Linked DNA regions of Homo sapiens: region 1 is linked to region 2. Evidence: chromatin loops called from intact Hi-C (ENCODE). Cell type or tissue: B cell. All regions are shown on one strand. Each heading gives the region's core, and the rest is flanking DNA. Links, peaks and the distances in the headings are about the cores only. Region 1 overlaps DENND1A (DENN domain containing 1A). Region 2 overlaps DENND1A (DENN domain containing 1A).

Evidence for each region. Peaks named below come from ENCODE experiments on the same cell type or tissue, not always from the same donor. Only the 100,000 strongest peaks of a DNase experiment are listed, where the experiment ranks them.
Region 1: a loop joins it to region 2, with 6 times the contacts of the local background. A loop is called at or near these places in 2 of 110 quality-filtered maps.

What each region holds. Positions count from the first base shown.
Region 1 is chr9:123,604,607-123,614,297 of GRCh38, reverse strand. It overlaps DENND1A (DENN domain containing 1A), which reads left to right. Exons shown (of 24, transcript NM_001352964.2): 11 at 4,817-4,862. Among named protein-coding and RNA genes, the nearest start is that of MIR7150, 120 kb to the right of the region's middle. RefSeq lists enhancers at 5,789-5,838, 5,899-6,028. In B cell, for the core only: no CTCF peak of the experiment used is centred there; a DNase peak (open chromatin) is centred at 5,947; H3K4me3 peaks cover 872 bases; H3K27ac peaks cover 1,357 bases.
Region 2 is chr9:123,654,827-123,664,517 of GRCh38, reverse strand. The region is part of intron 8 of DENND1A (DENN domain containing 1A); the gene reads left to right. Among named protein-coding and RNA genes, the nearest start is that of MIR7150, 170 kb to the right of the region's middle. RefSeq lists an enhancer at 9,150-9,650. In B cell, for the core only: no CTCF peak of the experiment used is centred there; a DNase peak (open chromatin) is centred at 5,537; H3K4me3 peaks cover 773 bases; H3K27ac peaks cover 1,439 bases.

The DNA.
Region 1 (9,691 bases), core at 4,462-6,961, 51 kb after region 2:
AGCGCTCTTTTCCTTTCAGCTTAAGTACTGAGTATGTGCTGTGTGACCTCATGTGCAGAGCTTGGGCTGTCTGTTCAGCAGCCTTGCGTCTGAAGTACGGCTTCACCACTGACCAGCTGTGCGATCTTGGCAAATTTTATCTTTCTGAGCGTGTTTCCTAACCTGAAAATATGGATGATCGCACCACCTTGCAGAGTTCCCTTGAGCATTATGTGTGTAATGCATAAAGGTGACTGAATTATAGTAGCTCAATAAAAGTTCCTTTTCCTCTTAAGAGGATTCAAACTAAAGATATCTTCCAGGTAAAGGTTATTCTGTTGTGTCTGCCTCAACACCAGCAACAGAGCCCTTTTCCTTTTCAGGGGAGAAGGAAAAAAGAGTCACTTTTACTCTCACGTTTGTAACTGATGAAATCAGATAGTGCAGTAATTCCCAGAGAACAAAAGCTTCATACAGATATACCCCATTCTGCTATTCCAGGATGTACAATAGCATCCTACAATCACTGTCAGTCATACAGCAGTTGTGACATGGTTGTCATGACCTGCCTATGCATAAGTTTGGTTATAACTGTTAATATTATCACCACTTTAATTTAATTATGTGCATTGTTGGTTCTGCACATGTTGTTTAATTGCCGTTTAAAATGTCTTCAAAATTGCACTATGATTCAATATTGAAAGGTAAAGTCACTGTGAATGCTAAAAGGCTCTGGAGAAGAGAAGCAGAGTATATACATTTGCTATTACTGAAGCAGATATTTCCATTCATGTTTTCTAGAACAGCAACAAATAAGTTCTTTCTTGAACCTAAACAGGAAGATCACTTCTAGTAGATGGATTTTGGTTTGGTTTTGTAACTGAGATACCCTTGGAAAAACATGGACGTTTATGCCTCTGAATTAGAAAAGGATTCAGATGTGTTGGATTCTGAATATGAAGAAGTTTTTTTTTTTTAAATAGCTTACCCAATTTATTTTGCTGTTTTATTTTTAATGTATGCTCAAGAGTGATAAGAGGTTTTTAAAAATGTGTCCAAGTGATCAGAAAGTCATGAACCATTGTTTCATTGATAGTTTTTCCGTTATTGGTGGTACATTAGAAAGGAAAGGCACCCTCCTGACGAGAGTGATGAGCAACCCTCCTGAACTCAGTGGAGTATCCGGGAGACAAGAGTGTGCTTGGGAGTCAGAAATCCATGTGTAGAGATGGTGTGTGCCTGTCAAGCACCTCCCATTCCTCATGGCATCTTGACCATTCTTACCAGCAGTTTACCAGGTATCCTAGAGCGGGTATGCTACAGAACCAGGGCTGGAACAAGAAACCATTCTGTGGGTAATAGGAGAGTGGGTCCAATGGTGCCAGCCATGCCAGGGGCTCAGAGAAAACCCTACCATGTGCTGCTGCTGTGCCAGGTACGTCAGAGGTTGTCTCTAATCTCTACAACAATCCTGAAAGATTTCTACTAGGCCAGGTACTGCCTTATTGGAGAATGCTTTGCTAGGATATAACAAAAGATAAGAAACAGCCCTGTCCTTTAATTTTTAGTAATTCGGTGTCTAGGAATTCATGCAACATGAAGGTGTTCATTTTTATCACAGTGATACTTATAGAAAATTGGAAGCAACTTAATGTCTACTCTAGGGATAGCATTCGATAAATTATGATACATCCATATTTGGTGGAATATTATGCAGTCTTTAATAATCACAAAAATTATAGAACAATCTGGGAAATGTTCATGTAGCCAATGAGAAAATAAAACAATGTATGCACTTTATAATTTCAAAGATATAAAGCTGTTAATGTGAGCCAGTATTAGAAAGGAATGCAAAAGAAAAAGTAATTGTGTTAGGATAATATAATCATGGGTAGGTGTTTTTCTCCCCAAACATTTCTTTTAAAAATAAAAAGACAAAGAAGAGGTTCCAAGAAACTGAGTCAGTAGCTACAATAATTATTGAGATACAGTGAGAATAGAAATTGTTTTCAGACTGTACCTAGAATTACCCAATTGGATAAGTACCACATTGAGATGTTCAGGAAATTCTGGGTTTCTTTTTCTTCCCTCTCCCTCTCACCACTTGGAATTCGTAATTATATATTTGCAGAGCAAACATGCAGTAGATTCAGGGAAGTATCTGAGGCTTGATACGTAAATGATGACAATGTAAAAGGTATTTGTCCAAATTTGCATTCATACAAAACATGGAGCTGCTATGATTTCAGAATAAATGTGTTTTAAATATTTTCTAAATACAGAGCTGTTGCAGTTCTAACAATACTTGGCTAAGAAAACTACATTTCTGCGATAGGCCATAATTACTCTTTGGATAATTATTGGGCTTTAAAAAATGCCTATCTAAAGATACTTGAAGAATGAGTTCCATTTTGCCCTTTCTTGCCTCTTCAGTCTCTTCCATGAGGTCCCTTTTTCCTTTCAGGGTATCATTGATTTTTATTGTAGGACAAAAGGGTGTAGCATTAAAGTCTACATACATAAGATCCTATGGTTAAGTTATACAGAGGGGTTTTGCTATACATATTTATTTTCAACCGTTTGAATGTCTTTTTCTGTATATTAACTCATTTGTTGGAATTTCAGTTCTACAATTCTGGTTAAAACCCATGGTCACTGGTCAATTGCATGATTAAATGTAGGAGATGGGAAGGGTGATAAGATTTAGTTAAATATTATGGATTTGTGCTTTCTCCCTTCTATGTGTTAGGCTGTGCTTCTGGTCACATTAATAAGTGGCCATTTTTCTGGAATTTGTACTCTTCCTGCTTCCTTTCATTACATTAGGCAAGGTTCCACTAGATGAGACATTTGCAGTCTTAAGACTTCCTGCCAGGGTTCAGACTTTGTATTTTTGACATTGAAGCTGTCGTGTTCCTGAAGCTACTTAATTAGAAACACATTCATTTCAGTGTACACTGGAAAAAGCTTGGACAGCAGAGCCAGGCACACTGGGAAGTTTGAGCATTTGTGTAGCTGGCAGCTAAACTAATGGTTTACAGTTTAAGGGGAAAAAAAATATCACAGGGCATTTCCTTGCCCCTAGAAGCAAAGAGAAGCTGAATACACACAGCAGATACCTAAAAAAAAGAAGAAGAAGAAGAAGAAAAGACAACTCCACTTTCACTGCAATTGTGTGTATAGTTCTTTCTTTAGCTATTATCAAATACAAAAGTCTTCTAGAATAGTTAGCAAACTGAGCTGCTAATATTCAAGTCTGTTTTACATGTTCCCAAGACATATTATATTACTGCTGAGATCTGTAGTAAGGAGGACATTTTATATTCTGGGGAAAGAAAGGATTTTTGCTTGAATTTTATTTGTTGAATGGTAATGAGGGAATTGTGTCCTTTCTTATTTTTAAATGTTTGAGCAATTTAAAAATATACATGTGATGTTTAGAAACCTCCCTTGCCTATCCATTGCTTTCAGGATAAAGCCTAAACTCCTTAGTATTCAGTTGGAAGCAAACCTCTCCTGTCTCATTACTTACCACTCCTTGTTTCTCCAACTTTGTCCCCAAAGAGCCATTCTTGTCCATCCACCTCTACTCTACCAGCTGCCCCAGAAGAAAAGTACCTGTTCACCCCAGTCTGAGTCAGGTGTCTTTTCTCTAGGTTCACAAAATACCATCTGCACATTTCATAGACTATATCCCATACTACAGAGACAGATGGAAAAGTTGCCAATCACACCCTTCCTCGCTATCCCTTGACCTCCTTCCCCTAACCCAAAGGAAAGCATTGCATGGGGAGTGAGCTTGGGGATTTCAGGTTCTATATTACAAAGTCAGTGTGGCACAAAGGAAGAAATGCATACTTGGGAATCAAATCCCAGGTCTACCACTGACTTTGTTTTGTGGTATTAGGTAAGTGATTTAACTAACCTCTTTAGGCCTAGTCCCTTCTCTGTAAAATGGGTATTGTATCTATGGGTATTGCAAAGTTGTTATGTGGATTAGAATAGATGAATTTAAAGTTCCTCATATAATGTCTAGCACATTTGTTATTGGTAGGTAACATAAATGATAATGTATACACACACACACATACACACCGACCCCTGAAATCAACGGCAGGACCGGTGTATCCAAAATGCCCAGGTTTTAAACCCATTGGAGTTTAGTTCTCATGCCTTTGCTCAGTCACTGACTTAGGCAACCCGTGGCTCCGTGAATGAAGCAGTTGGCAGAGGCTTTCTGAATTATAGTGTCATGGGATGGCATGTGTGCAACTGGGGAGGAGATGCTTGCTGGCAGCTCTCCAAGTACTTTGTCCAATCAGAATGGACAGTTAGATCACATCTCTTGATGACAGAGGAAGCAGCAAATACAAAATATTCTTCTTTGAAACACATTATGCCCTTCATCCAACCTTAACTGCTTTTTCTGTTGTAATCATGGCAATAATCGTTCCCATCTGTATTAGAACTCTGCTGATCATTTAACGTATATTTTCTTTGATTCTAGTAACAACGTGCTGGCTGGAATCCAGGATTCCATTTTAAAGATAAGGCAACTGAGGCTGTGCAGTTGCAGAGCCGCTCTTTAGGGGCTAATATCAAGGTTGATGCTCTTCCTGCTACCCATGCTGTTTCCAATGCTGCCCACGTTTTGAAATTCTTCTGAAGTTTCTAGGCTTGGGAACAAAATGTCATATTAGGATTTTTGTTGTGAAAGGAAATGTAACTATGCATACGTTTATTAAAACAGTTTTTCTCCAAATAGTGAACCATCTGTAATTTTCTGTCAGAAGCAACAGACATTAAAGCAGCTGTGTGTCTCTGTTTCTCTTCACAGTGCTCCCATGCCCTACCTCATAGGAATCCATTTAAGTTTAATGGAGGTAAGTTGGCTTCTTTCCTCCCCAGATGGCTCTACCTGGGGCTTTGTTTCATTGTGTGGCGGTGGAGAGACCCAGTCTCAGCAGTCACAGCTCTGCACGTGGGAGCATGCTGAAGCAGCACCTCCCAGCGTACAGAGCTGAGCGTTCGGTTTGGACGCCGTGCACTGGGCTCTGTTTTCAGGGTTTTCCCACTTTGCCGAGAGACTGTGGATTTTCATGGGTTGAGGGAATGAGAGTCAAGGAGGCAGGAGGAAAGGGTTCTTTAAGGGTTTGAACGAGGGAAGGGAAATGATTTGCTTTTCAAAATGTTTGTTCTAATCGCTATAGCAATATTGCATTCTTCATTGTAGTAAATGTGATATAAAATGTATATAGAATCATGAAGAAGGAAATTAAAATTATGCACAATGCCATTATTCCAGATTGAACCATTGTTAGCATTTTACTAATCTCCCTCTTGGTCTTTAGTCTCTAAATATATGTTTTGTATAAATATGTATAATTGATATACTTTATAATTTTGTGTCTTTATTTTAATTAACATGGCTTGGGAATCTCTACATGTTTTTATCTACTCTCAGTAATAATTTTTAATTTGCCACCTATCATTCCCACTATTTGGATATACCACAACGTAACTGTTTTCCTACTGTTGGACACTGAGGTTGTTTATAATTTTTCACTATTATAAATAGCATTTCAGTGAACATCTTTATGCATAAGGCTTTATCTGCATTTTGCCTCATTTCCCTAGCATAGAACCCCTAAAGTAGAAATGCTTGGTCAAAGCTATGCATCGGATGCCAGATTGCTTTCTGTATGGCTGTACCAATTAGATAGCAATTCTTTTAAAGGACTTTTCTGTGCTTTTGTAAGTGTCATTAGTTTGTAGACATGTACCCTAAGCCCTTTCCTCCTCAGGAGAGAGTTTTAATTTGTACTAGAGCAAAATGAGGCGTGGGGAGGGTGCTTGCCTGTGTTGCACAGGAGATAAGCTCTCAGAGGGAAAATCTACAGCCATGTCCGTCTGCGGTGGTGCTTTGCATGTCTTGAAGGAAGTGCTACTTCTCTTCTTCTGTTCCCTTCATTTCACGTCGACGAGGACCACCTGCTTCACTAACTGTTGCACACTGTGCTATTGTGCTTACGAAAATGAAAGAAGTTGGTTATCGAAAAACCTGTTTGTTTGACATTGAGAATCTTGATCAAAATAGACCACAGAAATCTGCTCAAATTTCTAATTTGACAGGCCGGCCATGTGGCTCCTACATTCTGTTAACAGTTCCTCCTTGTCATCACCCAGCCCTAAGCACATACAGTACACAGTTTATGGACTATCTGGGATGATGTATTTAGATCAGATTGAAGAGATTTCTTCTGTGTTTTACCTTTGTTTGTCAAGTTTGGGGGTCTATTCAAAGCTCCCGTATGAAAAATTGAAATTCAAAGTAAATACTTACCAATGGACCGTTAGTGCCAATTGCTGTAGAGTTTGAAACACTAATATAACGACTATTTGGTCTATCGGAGTCCACAGTTCCCTCCCGCTTGCCTCTCCTCCTGCCTTCCAGACTGCTCCAGCACAGGCTTTTTCAGATTCCTTTTTATGTCCCAGCGCCTCAGCATTCTCCAAGTTTCTAGTTTTGTCTTTCTCTTCTTTTCTATGTGCCCTCTAGTCACCTTGTTTAAGGCCTCTTGCTTCAGCTACCAGGTCAATGTCAATGACTCAGCTGGGGTTCTAATGCTGGTCTGCCTCTCTCTGAGCTTCAGGTCCAAAGTTTAAAGTGCCAGTTGGATTTCACCTGGATGTACTACGGATGTCTCCCCCAGTCTTCCCCAAACAATTTATTGTCTGCACACACACACACACACACACACACACACACACTCTCTCTCTCTCTCTCTCTCTCTCTCTGTGTGTGTGTGTGTGTGTGTGTGTGTGTGTGTCTCTCTCTCTGTGTCTCTCTCTCTCTCTCTAAGCCACTCCACTCCCCTTCCACTGTTCCTGGTCCCTGTGAATGGCACTACTGCCTTCAATGGCACCTAAGTGGAACACACTGATCATGGCTGAATGCTCTTCTTCCTCATCCTCTCTAAATACTCACAAAGCTCCAAAACGTCTCTCGCCCTGTTCTTTCCTCACTGCCTTCATTGACACTTTGCTTTCTTGGATTCTTGCAAAAGCCTTATTCATTTGATAAACAACATGAGGGTCTCTTATGTTCCAAGCATTTTGCTAGGTCCTGGAGGTATGGAGATGAATATAAAGTTCAGTGCATAGTCACAACATTGCATGGGTTGCCCTCCAGCTGGTCACTTGATAACCATGGGCTACATAATACTTGAGGAGGAGCCTTCCAGCCTCCCCTACACAGTCCCTGGGTTCTGCACAGTCTCTCCACTACTGTCAAGCCTTCTGGCTGGTCACTGACCCATGTTAGCTTGTGCTCCTGCTGATCCCTAAACATATCCACATTCCCAACCCTCTGCATGCATCAGCCCTGCCCTTCTCCACCTCTTCCAAGAAGTCCTCCTGCTCTGTTTTCTTCTTTCACTTATGGTGCCTCTTGCTCTGAATAATAGCTGTTTGCTTCCTTGTTCCTCTCCATCATCCCCTGGAGCATGACTTCTTTGGGAACAAGGACTGTTCCCATTCACTGTGGTGTCCTCAGCACCTAACAGGATGCCACACAGGTGATATTCTCTGAGCAAATGCTTTGTGAAAAGAAGCGTTGAGTGAATGCTTGGAAAGCTGTAATTGGGAGCACATTTAGAAGCCCTCTAATAGGCATCACTGTTTTCAGGCAACCCAATGCCATAATTTTACTTACAGGTGCGGGAAGTGAATTTTTTACTTTTTATATAATTGTAAGTAATTTAAAATAAGGCCTTTTGTAGTAAAACATGCAGTGTAAAATATGCGTACATTTTGCAGCTGAAACTTGAGACAGAGTTTTGCACTTACATGAATGGGTGCAGGTCTCTTCTGCTCAGCCTTTGAAGGGCGTTAAGGGAGAAGGCTTAGGAAGCACTGGCCCAGATAGATCTTAGCCCTGCTGATTGACGGAGGCTGGGGAGGAGTTTGCTGTGCTGAACTCCTGTGTAGTCAGCACAAAAATAAAAACAAAAATGGGAGTTGTCCCACTCTTGAAACCAGCCAAGACACTTTATGAACAAAGAAGTGTTTCCTGAGTGTGTAGGGCAGCCGTGAACTACTGAATCTTAGAATTCAGTCTCCTGACCTCCTCCCTGGAATTTCAGCTCAGATTCCGAGTGCTCTAGTTGTGCTTTCTGATGGGGCTTATCTAGTTCGATTGTACCCTTCAGGTGAAAGGGATACTCCTTCTGCGGTTTCTTGCAGGAACCTGTAGCTCAGACCTGGGGCCAAAGGAAAGCCGTTTACGGAAGGTGCTCAGGAAGGCCCATCTCCTCTCGCTACACTAGTTTTCTTACTGGCAATTCAGCAAAAGGCTTATTTTTGACTGTCTTGTTATTTTTTCTTGAAAGCTATAGGCACCTTATTATGCCTTTGCATATGTGCCAGAATTTTTTAAACTTCAAATGAATGTGGCAGATGTTCATAAAAGTTTAGAAAAAGCTACCATAGGAAGACTTTTTAACCATTTTTATGACACTCAAATTTGTTGCACAAAAAGAAATATAAATTACAAACTTGCATTGTTATTTTTAAAAAGGTTATTTTGGGGAAAGACCTAATTCTGGTTCATGCTCTTACAGGATGCCATTAAATGATAACCTAGTCACCTTACAGAGTCCGCCTTCCTCCCAAAGTGACAAGTGTATACCTGATCGCCATTCTTCTCTCTCCTTCTGCCTGTTTATAGTTTCTCTCTCATTTAAGCAATCTGAGGCTAGTGGCATGTTAGCAGAATAGCCAAGGGTATTGGCATAGACCTAGTTTCTTCTTGGAGAGAATGATCATGCTAGCTGGCAGCTAGGAAATCCCAAAACACGGCCAGATTCCACAGTGACTGTCCTTTCATTCAAGCGATCTCAATTTAGCTCAAGAGACATTTATGCAGCCCCTCTTCTGTGCCATCTCTGGTAGCAGGTGCCAGGTCATGTCTGGTCGATGGTGCTTCTCCTGTTTGATAAATGAAGACCTTCCTCCTCAAGCCTCACAAACAATGCTTTGTGTACAGACCTCAGAGTGACATGAGGGATGCATCCAGAAGGTATTTTCTATCCTTCTTGGTGGTGGGATGGTCAGGAAGGAGAAGGGAAAGGTGACAGCAATGACAGTTCCAGACAGAGGATCCGGTGGCTTGTAAATGAAGTTCCACCCATACACAGGGGCAGTGAAGTAGAGCAGTTAGAATGTGACACCTCTACTTCCTGCTTACTTGATCGTGGGCAAGGTAATTGACCTCTGAGTCTCTATTTTCTCACCTGTAAACTGAGGATAATGGCTGTGTCTCCCTTATGGGATCACTGGGAGGATCCAGTGAGATAATGCCTATCAGATGCCCAGCACAGTTCCTGCACATAAAGAGCTCAACAAAGGTCAGCAATCCTTGCTGGTTTTACTTCTTTAGTGGCCTTCAAGCCGTTTCCATTGTTAAGCTGATGGCTTTGAAACTGTGTTTTAGGAGCTCTTGGGTTCCCAGGATCATCATCCTCATGTCCTAGGGAAAGACAGTTTCAACACAATTGGTTTGTGCCTGCCTCGTTTTCTCCTGGTCTGCAATGCAGAGGCACGGTACCAGGCTTGGGAGTGACACTTCTGTAGAATTTGACAAATGTACTTCCAAACCCCTGCTTGACCACTTCCCTGCTGTGCTAACTCCAGCCATGATACTACATCTTTC
Region 2 (9,691 bases), core at 3,986-6,485:
TAAAAAAAAAGAATAGTAATAAATAACCAAAACTAGAAAAAGAAATTATAATTTAATTTATTAGGGAATATTGTTAAAGTAAAATTGAAAAATAGTAGTTTTTAAAAACTGAATTTGTGAAAAGAATAAAATTTTAAACTTATTCAATAAATTTAAAGATTGTGAAAAGAGAAAATTTTCTAGAAAAAGACAAATGATAGTTGGCCTGAGAAATAGGCAATATGAATATAGAATTATAACTTGAAAAGATTAATAAAGCTCTATTTCAATCTCCATCCTTCAAAAAAATCTATCAGGTTTAGGTGGTTAAGGTGTTTCAGGAACAGATAATTATTACTTAAACAGTACCAAATCATAGGAAAGGTATGTATGTATGTGTATCACACAACAGCAAAAGAAAAATCAGGCATAATCTCCCATCTCAGAGATCTGTTTCTGAGTTTTTTCATCCTTCCTTTTTATGACATGTAGTTTTCAAAGTGTGCAACCGGGAACCCCAGTGTTGCTTTGGCAGCCCTGGAAGGCCTCACAGAGGTAGATGGCTAACTGATCAGAGCACTAGATCCCTGCTCCTATTTTATTCAGAGCAGGTTAGTTTCCACTGCTTACACTGGGGGTTGAGTAATACTTTGTTTGAGACAGAAGTATTCTTTTGGTTTTTTTTTTTTGTTGTTAAGTTTCAAAACTTACATTTTTAAAAGCACACAAAATGTACACACTTTATATCTGTTTTTCTTGTAACAATGTACGCTGAACATTTACCTGTGTCATTAAAAATTCTTTACAAATATTTTGTTGTAAAAGATTAATACTGATACATAGAGAAAAAAATGAAAGGCCCCCATTACCACCACCCCCTCCAACCCCAATCCCACTCTCCCTCCAACCCCAATCCCACTCTCCCTCCAGTGTTTGATGAAACCTTTCTCTAGGAATTTAGTGTTATGTGTAGCTATGAAGGAGGCTACTGAAGGATTATTTTAAAATGCCATGGGACATTTATAAGAATTGATCATGTACTAAATCACACCAAAAATTTCAAAATAGAGCATACTAAACTCTCACAGGTCACTCTTTTATGGCGGTGAACGAAAACTATAATAATAAATTAATTAAAGGTTTAAAAATATTCATCTATTTGAAATAGCAGTTGGATCAAAGATGATACAAATTGAAATTAGTTATTATTTAGAAATTAATGACAATGAGGACACTAAACAAGTACCTTAGGGATGTGGCCTGTGTGTGTTGTAGATGGTTTTTAAACATAAATATGATTCTATTCATACTTGTTTAGCAACTCATTTTTTAGTTTAATGTATTCTAAAAAGTGTTCATATCTACCTACTTCTTCCTTTTTAATGACATACTTATTTAGTGGTATTTTTACTCTTATGAAAGTAATGCATATTAATGGCTTAAAAACATGTAGTACTACATAGTTGTTGATGAAAACCAGCAATTTTCAAGTTGCCCAGCTACTTTCAAGTTTTTAGCAGCTGTGTTTCCCTCTGTATTTTTGAGTAACTTATTCATATTGCTAAATCTTATTTTTTTTCTGTTACAGATATCACTTATTGATTTTCCTATAGAAGATGAGAGTTTTGGTCTTTTACCACCTATAACACTCCCCACCCCGAAACACACAGAATAACGTTCTCTCAGTCACATATTTCCCCTCTCCCATTCTTTCTATACCTTTAGAAAATTTTTACATTAAATCAGAAGTTAATGTTTACATTTTAATGAGCATACTGAAGTAGTTAGTAGATTACCTTTCCTTTCTTATACAACTTTTTGTCACGTAAGCATTCTTGGGTTTCACATCTTCCTCATTCTTGATTTCACTCCCTCATTTTGGTGAGACATGCGCCAGTAGTTTTCTTGAGAAAGTGCTTGTTAGAGGCAACATTTTTAGACCTAGCATGACTAAAAATAACTCTCTTCTTCTTTTTTTGAGACAGTCTCGCTCTGTCATTCAGGCTGGAGTGCAGTGGCACAATCTCGGCTCACTGCAAACTCCACCTCCTGGGCTCAAGCGATTGTCCTGTCTCAGCCTCCCAAATAGTTGTGGCTACAGGTACACACCACCACACCTGGCTAATTTTTGTACATTTTAGTACAGATGGGGTTTCACCATGTTGGCCAGGCTGGTCTTGAACTCCTGACCTCAATTGATCCACCTGCCTTGGCCTCCCAAAGTGCTGGAATTACAAGTGTGAGTCCAGCCTCTTTATTCTTCTTTTGATAGTTTGACTGGGTATAGAACTCTAGGTTGGAAATTACTCTATCTTCCCAACTTTGAAGATGTTTCTCCACTGACTTCTAGCTTTGCTGTTGCAACTAAGAAGTCTCAGCCATTCCGATTCCTGTGATTTACTTATTGTAACCATCCTTTGGTGGTCCCTCCTGGTATCCTGAAATTGCAGTGATGCGCCTTGCTACGGGCCTGTTTTCATCTATTGTGCTGGGCACTTGGTGGTTCCATTTAATATGGAAACTCATGTCCTTTAGAGCTGAGAACTTTTCTTACATTATTTCTTTGAAAAAATATTCTTCATTTTTCTTTCTTTCTCTGGGGCCTCTATGATAGAATGTTAAAATATCCTGTGCTGATCCTCTAATTTTCTTGTTTTTTCTCTCCTATTTTCCATCTCTCTCTTTTCGTTTTCTCTCTACTTTCTTCAGCAAATCTTTCCATCTTTGGAAATTTACTTCTGCCATTATATTAATATTTTCACTCATCTGTGAGACTGTTATTTATAGATTTTAAAAAGTGTTCTTCTCCTCGTATTATTTTCCTGCTCAACATTCCTATCTTCTGTTTGTTTTATTCCTTAACTTTCACTGTAGAGCCTTTCCTCAAATGGCTGCCCCGTCACATTTAAGAGTGAGGCACTAAAAAGCTGGCTGAATGCTCTGTCAGTCATTTCTGGAGCTTGGAACTAGTGTGGCTATTTTGGGGGCAGTGGCCTCTCAAATATCAGTATCAGAATCTTTTTCTTTGGAGTTGGTCTGTTTTCTTTGCCTAGGTAGTGTATGCTTTATTATCAGTGTTCTGGAAGCTGAGTAGGAATGGTAGGTTATGACATGTCAGCATCTAATATGTATACCTTCGTTTAGTACTCATTTTCAGTGTAAGCCTTTATTGCCTGTCAAAGGCTTTATTGCCCGTCCTCAACTGTACCTGGTGTCACCAGGCCTTTCTGGTTCAGTTCTTCTAGAAAGTAAACACATATTCCTCTGGAGAGGTGTGGGAAAGTCTGTTAACTAGCTCATTGAGCTGGGAGAGGAGATCCTTGGGATTGAATTACTCCTATTTTTATTTGCACCCCGTCTCCTAGCCTTCAGAGATTCTGGGTGTCTCCAGTTCCTTTTTGGAATTCTTTTTGTGCTATGAGTTGGGCTGAATGCTCGGTGCTGTGCCTGCCCACCTTATCCGTAGCTTTAAGCTTTCCTTCTCAACCTCAGTCGCATGCTTGTCAGCTTGGGCCAGATCATTCTTTGTTGAATGGGGCTGTTTTATACATCGTAGGATATTTAGCAAGCATCTCTGGGCTCTACTCACTATATGATGGTAGCACATTCCCCTCCAGCTGTGACAACCAAAAATGTCCCCAGGCATTGCCAAATATCCCCTGGGGGACTAATGGCCCCAGCTTGAAAACCACTTCGTTAGTCACATCTGCTTTTTGGCTTTCAAAAATTTGATCTCTTTGTTCCATTACTAATTCTTCTCCTGTTTTTTGGCGTTTGTGCCTTTTAAAATTCTTTTACTTTGACTTTTTCTGGGAGGCTGGTATCAGGAGAGAGAAAAGATAAATGTATGTTTAATTCACTGTATTTAACTGTTTTAACTGTGCTTTTCCTACTAATAGACATTTACATTTTCTATAAATAATGTTATGATAAAAATGATTGCCTAGGTTAGGTTCATTAAAAAATTTTTTTTTTCTTTTAAGAATAAATAATTTCTTAAGAACTTCATTTTAAGGTACTTGGAAATTCTGATCATTTCTAATTTTTCAAAACCACAATTGAGATTAGGAAGTTTTTTTTTTTAAGTCTTCTCATAGCCTTACCTCCAAAGCCTGTCTGCACTGTATGCTACCTCTCCTGCCCCCACTATTTTAAAAATTTACATTCCTTCTGCTGGTTTTGCTACTAATGAACCAATTCCCTGTGCATGACCCATTGTCCCTAAATCCTCCTTTGCAAACCAGTAAAAGGCTAGCGTTGTTTGTTTCTAAGCAGAATGGTGATACCAATCTGCCAGACTCCTACCGTACATGCTTCCACTTTAATCCTTAGAGCTACTCCGAAAGGGGTAGACCTGAGCCCCGTTTTAGACAGGGAGCCCAGAGCTCACAGAGCTGAGGTGGCAAGGTCTGCTCGTAAGCACAGTGTAGCGACCCAGGTTTGTAAGCTTTTGTTCCTGTTGTACCCCACTGCCTCCCTGGAATTGATGTGTTCTATTCATGAGGAAAAAAAGAAAAGAAATGTTTTTTTAAATATATAGCAAATTACAAAATGAAGCAGGAAAGCCTTTCCTCTAAGGAGAATCTGAACTTTTGTAGGACCAATTTATGTGGTTTTTGACACAGAATCACTGTTGAGCTCTAGCAGTGTTGAAATTTGCATATTAATCTCTTGATGATTTTTCAAGGATTAATTTAAAATTACTAAATTGCTGCATTGCAAATTGAAACAAGCAGTAACTGTGGGGTTGTTAATCCTTTATGATCTGGTGTAGTGGAAAGAACATGAATTTTAGAGACAACCAGACTCTGGGCTTTGCTACCCTGGGACTTTGGGGCAATGTACTTATACTCTTGGAGCCTCTAGGTCCTTATCTACAAAAGGAAAATGTGAGAAACTCATGAAGTATTAAATGTAGCGTTCCAAGGACAATGTCTGGTTTGATGGAGATGCTGCTTTCAATGGTCTGTTTCTTTTTCTCCTTTTCTTGGCTCTCCCAGAATTCTAGTCTTAACCTCCCTTGAGATCTGAGTTGTGGCTGAGGGCTGAAGAACATTATTCTTGGAGCACATCTTTTCTAGATTTTTTTCATATTCATGGTTATGGAGATTAATTCTCTTCCTTTTATGGGGCATATATTTCATGGGGCCTTGAAAGTGTCTTAGCAGGCCCTTTTCACACCAGAATGTCTGAAGCTTGGAACTGGTGTGGCAGATGGAGCCCAGGGCTCCGCTGCCTGTAATATAGATGGTTTGTAAATATTTATTGATTATCTCCTCTAAGGAACATAAGCAACAAAAAGGATAAATAGGCTTTGGGATGTGGAACTTAATAATGTTCTATCACCAGATAATCCTGTTCTCCTGGACAGCTTCAGAGAAGTGTTAGTGTGCAAAAAGAGAGGAAGGAGCTGGTATTTATTGAGCATCCACTGTGGATCAGATCGGGCACTGTTTGTTATGTTATGAAATCTTCACAACAGCCTTATAGTATGGTTGTTATCTCTGTTCTGGAGAGGAAATGAAGCCCAGAGAAGTGAGGTAACTTGCCAAACCAGGAAGTGCTAAAACCAGGATTCACCCTTCAGTGGGTATGATCTGAGCATTGAGATGCTGCCTGGTCTGGGCCCTGGCTCCGTGGCTCTCTCTGCCCATCTAAGAAATTGCTCATCATATGTGTAAGTTATATAATTAATTGAATGAACGTTTGGTAAAATGTCCTCTCTCCTTCTCTAAGGACAGGGATCAGTATTTTTTTTCACAGTAGCACTGTACCCAGAACAGAATAGATGCCCAATATGTATTTATTGACTGAACGAATGACTGAATGAATGAATGAACATGTAGCCACCCCCAGGAGAAGAAAAAAGAACAATTCCTTTCAGTTGGCTTTTGGGCCAATTTGTCTGCAAGACATTAATGAAAAGCAAACTTAAAAAATTAATTCTTTTCCCTTTCAGATCCCCATTGAAGTTAATTCTCATTATTTCTACAATTTCTTTGTAAAAATATTTTCTTTCTTTTCACTGAAAAACTATCACTCTGTAATTGCTCATCAGGGTTTTCTCTGTCTATCAAGATAACACATGTAGGAGTGAATTTTATGCAGGCAATAATTAAATGAGCATAAATCTTTATAAATTTTAAACAGTTGACCTGCATTTAAAAAAAAGTCACAGATCATGAACAGTTATGTAGTAATAATTACATTGTAAACCAGCTATATAAAGGATTTTTTTTTAGTGTCCAGGTTTTGAAGTTTACTTTTGATTAATGGATAATCATATAGACCTTCATTTGGAATATTAAACAAACCTGTCTTAATTATCTCGTTGGTGTCATACCAAGTGGTTAATGATGCGAGGAAAGCAGTTAGAATGGACAGTTACATATAACATTGCCCAGACTCCACTTTGTCAAAAGATGCGCCATGATATAGAAAAGATTTATGAACTCATCATGACTTTCAAACATAAACAAAGTTGAAGTGGTAGTAGAAGACCTATTATCAAGAACTGCGATTATAGAGAATTCCATTGTTGCTCTTAAGAGTTGTCAGGTAATTGTTTATTCTAATGGTTTTTCTATTCACATGGAGGGATGAAAGTTGACCTCTGAGTAAACTCTGCTTTCCTTTCTAGAATACTCTTCTCTGATTTGATTGCTTATGTGAATTTCTGGGATTCTTTCTTAAGCAGATTGTTTTATAATCCAAATTTATAATTCCCTTTAAAGAATCCCTCCCAACTAAGGTTACCTAAATTCTTAAAAAAAAAAAATCAGTTGAGGGTTTTAAAAATTTTTATTATGGTAAAATAATTTGAATAGGAGTTATTTCAGTAAACAAGACCCACTGACAAAACCAAGCCTCTTGCCTTGGAAGCTGCCTTCAGACACAAGACAGTAGGTCTTTATCATGTGTACCATGTATGAAGTGGAAAGTCACAAAGACTAATAAAATGACAGACAGTGGGGCGGACTAGCATCTGTTTCGAAGGCTCCAAGGAGTACCCAGCTTAGAGTCAGTTCTTTGGTTTGAGGATTATCTCATTTCCCTAAGGTATTGAACCTAAGACGCTTTCTCTCTAAGCCCCACTATATCCCCTCCCATCCCCACCCCACTCCAACTCCCCCCATCGCCACCACCCCCACCTGCTTCGTAACCTCAGGCATGGATCACAGTGAGCCTCAAGTCCCCAGCCACCTGGATTGGTGCAGGAGCCAGCAGGGACAGCTAGAAGGGAGCAGCCATTATAAGGCTTCTCCTGGGAGGATGGGGGTTTTGCCAGGTGCCATTCCCTTTCTCTTTGTCTGGATTTAGAGCCACAGGGGGTTCGCACTTGACCTGACGCTTACCAACGTTTCTTTGCAGAGATGAGAAGTGGGAGCCAAGAGTCTAAGGAGCTTGTGCGTTGCAGGCTTCTTCTGAAGTGCACCTTGCAGGCTGCTCTGTCCAGAGACCTTCCTCAGATTTGAGCCCTTTCCAGCCTGGGTGGGGGATAGCTTTGTAGCTGTGCTACCCAGCCCTAGAGAGTGTGGCCAGAAGAGATGCTAGGTGGAGAGGCACATGCTCATGGGGACATAAATGTATGTGTAACTGAAATAATGTTTAAACTCCATGAGTAGGAAAGGAATATCCTCAAGCCTAAAAACTTACTGGCACTAAGAAAACCGAGACCTTTTGAGCACAGAAACTGGGAACTAGTCCTTGAAGCAAGGTTTTCCTTTCCAAGTAGGTGAGTCACACAGAGAAGTAATTGGCAGAGAATGAAGAAAGTGGTTACTTAGGCTCAGCCATGGTGGCATTACAGCCCAGGACACTAAGCCTAGGAAGAGGTGGCCAGGGACACCATGTTTGACAGAAATTATGGTGCTTTAGAAGGAGGATTTATCCTTTATTAAAAGAATGGACTCTCCCTTTAAAAACCTATTTGGGCAAGTAGACTAGTATGGTGCATAGTAATCTAGAAGTCCAGGGGTCACTTGAGATTTTTTTCTCCTTCCCTCCCCAAGTCTAATTCATCGTCAAGTCCTGTGATTCTACTTTATGGATATCCCTGACATCTACACCCAAAGCTTTTGTCTGAATTGGTTTTCTAATGTATATTTTAATCATTTCTTTCCCAGAATATGGCAGCAGCCTGTTAGTTGACTGTCCTGCCTCCTGTTTGCCCTCTTATCTGTCCTCCACAGAGTCTCTAGGAAGATTTTTCTGAAACACAAATAGGGTCATGTCAGGATCCTTCAGCACTGCCCTGTCCCTAGCTCCCCTGCCCCCTGCTCTCCCTCCCCGCCCTGCCTCTCACTCTCTTCCCTGCGTGTGCGCTCCTCTCCCCACCCTGTCTTTGCCTCTGCCTGGAATATGCTTCTTCCCTGGTCCACTGAGTGAACCCCTGTTTGGAGGCCCAGACCAAATGTCTTCTCTGTCACACTTTCTCCAGCCTTCCCCTGCATATCCGTCAAGGGGAGTGAGGCTTCTCAGCCATGCCTGGAGTGTAGCCTCAACCACGGTATGTTGCATACTGGATTTCTGAGTCTAATGTCCCTCCCACCCCAGAGTAAGCAGGAAGATGGAGATCACAGTTAGTTTATCTCTGCAGGCCTAGCTCCCAGGAGGGTGCTAGGCACATAGTAGGAGTTAAATAAGTGTGTGTTGATTGCCTGATTATAGGAGATAGAAATGAGAGGATGAGGATTTAGTCTGCAGGAGAAGCAAAGTGCTGGGAGAGTGGCTTATCTTGTGTCTTTTATCAGCAGAAGCTCATAACGTGTTCTGGCTGTAGTCTTGACTGAGGACAGCCTGCCGCGGAAGTCCTCCCTTCTATCCTCTGATCTTACCCATCGGAGAAATATGCTTGGCCTGGCTGTGAAATGAACACATGCTTCTGTGTACAGCCCTCACCCCAGTTACCTGATAAACCACTAATTTATTTACATTTTTAATACATGTAGCCACAGCTACCATGAAAAGTCACCCCTCCCTCCCTCCGCCATTCCCAGTTACTTACCGGTCTTTGTGTAGCTTCCAGTGGCAGTTCTTTTTCTGCGGGTTCTTCACCATTACTGAGTAATCAATTGCTTCATCTGGCTCAGAGCCAGGTTTTCTGGAGTCACATGCTACGTTCTTCCTAATGTCCCACCTGGTCCATCTTCTGGGCTGGTGCATTCCTCACTGCACTGTTCTCGCCTGAGTGAGGGACCAGCACCCTCAGCCATTGCTTCCTCCGTGCACCGAGCTTGCTGTCATCAAACTGCTGGATGATGGGAGAAGCAGCTTCACCTAACAGGACCCCGTCTCGTGGCAAAAACATACTTAAAACTGAGTTACTGTAAGATGGGGACAATGGAAGCATACAGGAGAACTTGACAAATGAATTGAGGAAGTCTCCCGGGAGGAGGTGACATTGGAGCTGGGCCTTGAAAAGTAAGCGGGTGTCCTCAAGGAAGAGTGGGGCATTCGAGGCAGAGGACACAGCAGGAGTAATTACAATTTCCAGGTATTTCACTCAATTGTCTCTCAGGACATGGCAGGCCTGAGAGAGTAAGGATTGGTGTGGCTGGGGGAGGGAGATTCCTGACTCCATGGGGCGTGCTTCTGAACTGAGGCTTGATGGGAACTGCGAGTGCTCCCTGCAGCTGCTCCTGGGGCCCCGCTCTGCCCCACAGGTGCTCCCACGGCTGAGCGAGGTTCCCAGGGCTGTTGGCACTCCCAC